2 separate regions of the Mus musculus genome follow, and region 2 is linked to region 1. Evidence: chromatin loops called from intact Hi-C (ENCODE). Cell type or tissue: left cerebral cortex. All regions are shown on one strand. Links, peaks and the distances in the headings refer to the core of each region. The heading gives the core; the rest is flanking DNA.

Region 1 (2,913 bases), core at 279-2,778:
CTTCCTGCATTTCTCTATTTGTTTTTTTATATTAATCCTTAATCATCTTAACACATAATAACAGGGGAAAGTCATAATATTTTACCAGTTTACGAAAAATGAAGAGTCACATCTTCCAGGTGAGTGTGGGGTGAGGTGTGACAGTGCTCACGGACTATAGGGGTGAGTGTTAGCAAATGCAAGTAGAGACAATTCTCTGCAGGTACACACAGAGTAATCAAGGTAGCTGGGCAGACAGCTGTGTGCCACCACATATGTGTGGAACACTGTGGAGATGAGAGGAGCCACTTGCCATACGCATGGGAGAGGGCACAGCCCCAATGCAAGGCTCAGTCCTCGGTTCTGAGGTAAAGTCAGAAAACGAAGATGTCTGCCCTGGTAAAATTCATGGCAGAGTGGTGGGGGAATGGCCTTCACACAAACAAATAGCACAATAACATCATTATGTCAGATAATTCCAAAATAGTGTTGAATGCTGAGAAGCAAACAGCAGACCGTGTCATTAGGAGAGATACCAGGTGGTGGGCTGGGTGTCCTTTAAGCAGCAAGAGAAGAAAAGACTTCTATGGAGAGCATTATTGAGTTGAGGCTTGGCTATGGAGGAGGGTACTCTGGGAAGGAGTTTGGGACAGGGGATACTGCAATTCTATAACCACAAGAAGAGAGATGCAGGGCACCAGAGCAAGTCAGGAGGCTAGAGCAACTGGAAAAATGCAAGTTTGGAAGAGAGGTTAGCTGGAAGCCTGCCCAGGGAGGCCTTGGATTCAATCTGGAATGATGGAAACCTGGAGAGGACTTCTGGCATCGTGTAGGTTGGCTTTGCCTATGGTGCAATCCCTCTTGCCGTTGGGAGTCAGTAGGGCCCCCAGGGTCGGAGGATAGCAGGAATGGTGTTTGGATGCTGTTGAGGTAGCGTAGGTTGAAGCTACTGGGTATCTTTTTGTGTGTGTGTGTGCAGAGAGTAACAGTAAGGGAGAGGAGGAGAAGGAGGAAATTGGGAACTGCTTTCTAAAGGCAGAGCCAAACTGGGATGGTCACCAAAGGGAAGGGTCAAGGTCCTGAAGTCTCAGGCTGAACACCAGTGAAGAGGGCGATTCATTTTCTGGGATGAGAAGAGCAGCCATGACAGAGGCAGAGGACATGGCTAGGCGCGGGAGCTTGGCTGGGGGCTTGAGGGGGAAGGAAGACTTGAAGGAAGGTCGTTTCTGCCTTACTACTACAGAGGACAGTCTGTTTTTCTGGAAGGAGACCAGGCAAGTGTGAGGAAGAGCAGCTGATGGCATGGTCTGACAGGAGGGTAGTCAGGATGGCTGAATACTGAGGCCTCAGAAGGACAGCACTCCCTTCTCTAAGCTGAGAAAAGACACTGGAATGGCAAAGACTACAACTGGCCCATTCACATCTCTCACACAGGGTGCCAGAACATAGGCTACCATTTGGGGACAGCTGTGGGGGACGGGGAGGGCAGCACACTTGAGTTGTGTTAAGTTGACTGAGTGACCTCGGGTATATTTCAGGATGAAACACTATTCTCCCTCCTTGGACTCACATGGCTGGACCTTCTTGTTCCAAACATACAGTGCATTTAAAGAGGAAGAAAGAAAGAAAGAAAGAAAGAAAGAGAGTCCTATTTCCATTAAACATTTATCAAATGCTTATAGCCAAAAAAGCAAAACAACAACAAAACCCTAGAGACTTGGGGGTGGGGGTGCAGGCATAAACATCCGCGCCATTGTTCCCATCTTGAGACACTCACAATCTAGTTAGGGATGGTGACAGCTGAGCCAGAGCTGTGCAGCGAGGCAGAGTACGATGCGTGTCACGAAGGAGTTACAACAGCTCAGCAGCGAGAAGGAAAATGGAATTCTGATTGGTGGGAGTGCCATGGACCAAGCTTTGTGGAGGAGAAAACTGAAGAGAAGGCTGGAGTCTTGCCTGCAGGTTGAAGCCGCTGGAAGAGGGATGAGGAGAGCGAAGAAGGTTCCAGCCATGTGCAGTGAATGCAGAGGGGAGGGTGCATCAAGAGACTGCCCTGGGAAAGGCCGGGAACCAGGGGTGTGCTCCAGAGAAGAAGCCAAGTAATTAGCATGGCAGAAGGAGACTGGTGGGTATCCTTTCTGGGGAGCTGCTTTAGGGCTTCCTACCTTACTGAGGCCCCGGAACCGCAGGGCTCCCAGGAAAGGGAAGCCTCGGGTCAAAAGCACCAGCACAGGAGGATTCAGTCTGCCAGGCACTTGAGGCTTTCCAAAGCGCAGTGTGGACTGCTGTTAGGACTGTTTCCATTATAGTTCCCATCATAATTGGCATTTCACACACTGCCTGTTATCTCCTTCTGGTGTTTAGCAGCTTGGAAACGTTCTGCCTGTGATTTCTTCATCTAGGCAGAGCCGTTTCTTCCAGCTTCCCCTCCTCCTGTCATATTGCTCTGATTCTAAATGAGAGCCCAAGATCATGAGCTTTTCTTTCTTTCTTTTTTTTTCTCCTCCTCCTCCTCCCTCCCCCTTTTAAAAGCACAAAATAGTGACAAACGCACTTTCAAATGTTCTAACAAAGAAAGACATTGTGTGCTGGGCAAAATGCTCTCAGAGAACCAAATTCTCATATACTTCATATTTAAATGTCCCTCCTCTAAGAAAACATACATTAACAATTTTGTTGTATATGTGTAAATGGTAAATAATTCTGCTTGTTCATACGTTAGAAAGGGCTTCCTTCTTTGCATATGCCAAACATTTTCACCCAGAGTGAAATCAGTTGCTGTTTTAAACAAATTGATTTTTCTGGAGGATGCTGTCAAATATTATTTCAGGCAAAGCCAGCCTGGGGCAAAATTGTGTGAATGGTGCAGAGTTTGTCTCGGGTGTGCTCCTGAGTCCTTTCTTCATCAGGAGCTGGCATGGTTCCATTCGTCCT
Region 2 (2,913 bases), core at 298-2,797, 49 kb after region 1:
TTAATTCATACTCTATGTCCTATGGAAACTAGCACCATATGTTTCTTAGGTATTTGTGGGGAAGGGAAGGAGAGGTGGAGATAGACCAATTGTCCCTCATAAGTAATACCAGCTTCAAAACATGTAGGGCCTGAGGTGGACCTCTAAAAAAGGTCTCCACTCATAAAGTTTTCTGAATCAGGTATGGCCCTTGCAAACCAGGGAAGAAGGTCCAGTTAATAAGTGATCTGTACTATGGAGAATATACTGTATATTTGGCATACATATCTTAGGTGTGATATATGTCATAGGGTTGCTGGATGGGGGAATAGGATTGATTACCTTCCATTTCTTTCTCAACACAACCCCCTCCTAACTTCATGTCTTTTTTTAAAAAAATAATCTACTAAATCTGGTTCGAGCTGCTCATATGTTCATGAGTGTGGAACCTTTGACTGGAACACTAGAATTCTACCAATTGCCATAGCCTATCAAAAATGAATGATTCTCCCACTCCAGAAACTATCAACTGTAAATAGCTCCTCAGGGAGGGGTGAGAACTAGAGCTTATCTGCCCCATTGATGCCAGAATTTTGGCAGGCTTGATCTTGCACATTTTATGAAAGGAACCTCAGCTACTGTTGAGCTCATGGATGAGGCAATCGATAATTACAACCTGTCTGGAAGATGGCATTTCAGAGCACTCCTCTGCATCCTTCAGCTCTTGCTTTCTTTCTGCCTCTCCCAGCTCCTGTGATGCTCTCTGGTCCTGGGTGGTGTTGGGGAGAGTTGATGCACATGTCTCATGGGCTGAGCATTGAGTCTCTTATTCTCAGCACATTTTCTAGTTCTGCATCTCTCCTTTGACTGCATCCCACTGCAAAAAGAAACTTCCAAGGATAACCCTTCCCCATTCTATGTTAATGACACGCACAGTAGAACTTAAAATAATGTGACTCTAGAGGAGTCAATGTTGACTTTTCTATTGAAATTTATTTATTCTTTTCCTAATGCTATCTACTGATCTTTCTAGCTCAGTCCTTTGTCCTGGAGCTCAGTGTATTAATGCTAATTTAATTTACATGACTGATATAGCAAATTGCCCTCTCTTGTGCCTTCATGCACACACTCCTAGAGTACTTCAACAAGAGCTTTGTTTCTTTCCTCACTTGAAATCATCATCAGGTATAAAAATTTATGAACAAACTCTACTGTTTCCAAAGCAAAGGGAAACATGGGGAAATTCATCTCCTGGGTACAATTTGAGCTTTCAGAATAATCAAGTGCAGCTGGACGTCTTAAGACTAAACTAGCATTCATGCATTCAGCAAGAGCTGGTGAATGCCCTTCTATCCACAGGATCTAAAAACAGTTTCAGATAGGAAGACCCAGATGTGGTTTCCCATTGCACAGGCCTCTAGAAGCTGCATATGGACACATTGGGGGACAAAATCGAGTCTTACATCAGTTAGGAGACACCAATCCTTACACAAGACTCCATCTGGCATTGTACAGACCCAGACACTGTTTCTTGTCACAGGGCTACATGGACTAGGATCATGAGTAGCTCATCTCGCCTCTTGGAGGGAGATATTTTCCTAGGGATAATCTCTCTTGAGGTTATTTGTCTTCCTGGGATATCTGAGAGGATTTAATGAGATAATGATTGTAAATCATTTTGAGGGCCTCTGAAGAATGAATGGTGCTATATAAATCAGAGCATCATTATTGCAGTGATCACAAAGGCATTCACTTAGTTAAAGCAAGGAGGGGGAACATTGCTTCCATTATAATCTCCTCTACCCTAGAGCTGATAAGGCTCTGAAATATGCGCCTGTTTTCCAAATGAAATTCTCCAGTTTTATAATCGGCTCAGAGGTGAAATGTTTTTGGGGAAATTTTAGAAATTTCTCTTTAGGATCTTCAGGGAGCAGAAGAACATTAAGTAAGCACACTTTGCAGCTGACAAAGGAGCTGTTTTGACCAAAATCATTCAAAGAGGCTCAGTTTTATGACTTCAAATTCTGCTGGTCTTTAGTCCCCACTGAGATAAATGGAGCAGCGTTGAATCTGAAAGGGGAAAATTGTCTTGGCAAGGTTTGAATGTTTGAAGCCGCCACTCAAGGGTTGCAGAACACAGGCTGATTTTTCCATATCACCAAATAGTTTCTTTCTTGAGAAATTTTTCAGATGATTTTCCCCACACACACACTGGGGAAAAAAAGGGTTTGTTATTTTTGACAATTTCCATCCTTTTAATTTAGAAAGATCTTTGATTTTCAGAAGACTCCTGGAGCGCCTGTTTCATTTATAGACTCATTCCCCAAGCAGTGCAAATGTCCCTGGTGAGGTGTCTCAAACTGAAATGGTTCTGGGCACCAAGCACACTGACAGATGAGCTTGGCTTCTATATTAGAAGTGGCAGGAAGTGAGGGTTATGGGGAACCCCAGAGTCTGCCAAGAATCTGCCACCTCCAGCTTCAGTTCGCTTTTGCTACGTAAAAGCCCAGGTCTAGGATTTCTTCCAGTCTTCCAGGGGAAACCCTAAAATCAATAATTCTTATGCCATTATCCAACTATAAATGATGTTCATAAATTCATATCCTTTTTTCTTTCTGTTTTTCAACACTTCATAGTCACACCAAATATTTAGCCTCTGGGCTACCGTTTTCAACCGTGGATCTAAGCTCATGTGAATCTTACAATGAAACTAGAGTCTTAGAATAGCACAAGAATCAGGGAAACCTGACAGCTCCTTTTTCTCAGTTATTACATTCCTCCTTCTTCCATCATAAGTTGCTTAATCTCTCTGCCTCAGCCTCCTCCTCCATAAAATTAGCATAATGAGCCCACCCACTGCATACCTCATATGGAGGGTGTGAGGAGTGAATGGGAAGATGTGTAAAATTCTAGAATGCGGGCATCTGTTGAGTA

What was found. Hi-C counts contacts between places; a loop is a spot of excess contacts. Peaks named below come from ENCODE experiments on the same cell type or tissue, not always from the same donor. Only the 100,000 strongest peaks of a DNase experiment are listed, where the experiment ranks them.
Region 2: a loop joins it to region 1, with 4 times the contacts of the local background. A loop is called at or near these places in 2 of 42 quality-filtered maps.

What each region holds. Positions count from the first base shown.
Region 1 is chr1:159,613,004-159,615,916 of GRCm38, forward strand. The region is part of intron 1 of Tnr (tenascin R); the gene reads left to right. Among named protein-coding and RNA genes, the nearest start is that of Tnr, 91 kb to the left of the region's middle. In left cerebral cortex, for the core only: no CTCF peak of the experiment used is centred there; DNase peaks (open chromatin) are centred at 1,395, 1,912 and 2,314; H3K4me3 peaks cover 681 bases; H3K27ac peaks cover 1,693 bases.
Region 2 is chr1:159,662,310-159,665,222 of GRCm38, forward strand. All of the region lies in intron 1 of Tnr (tenascin R), which reads left to right. Among named protein-coding and RNA genes, the nearest start is that of Gm31348, 120 kb to the right of the region's middle. In left cerebral cortex, for the core only: no CTCF peak of the experiment used is centred there; DNase peaks (open chromatin) are centred at 598, 1,410 and 2,374; H3K27ac peaks cover 1,282 bases.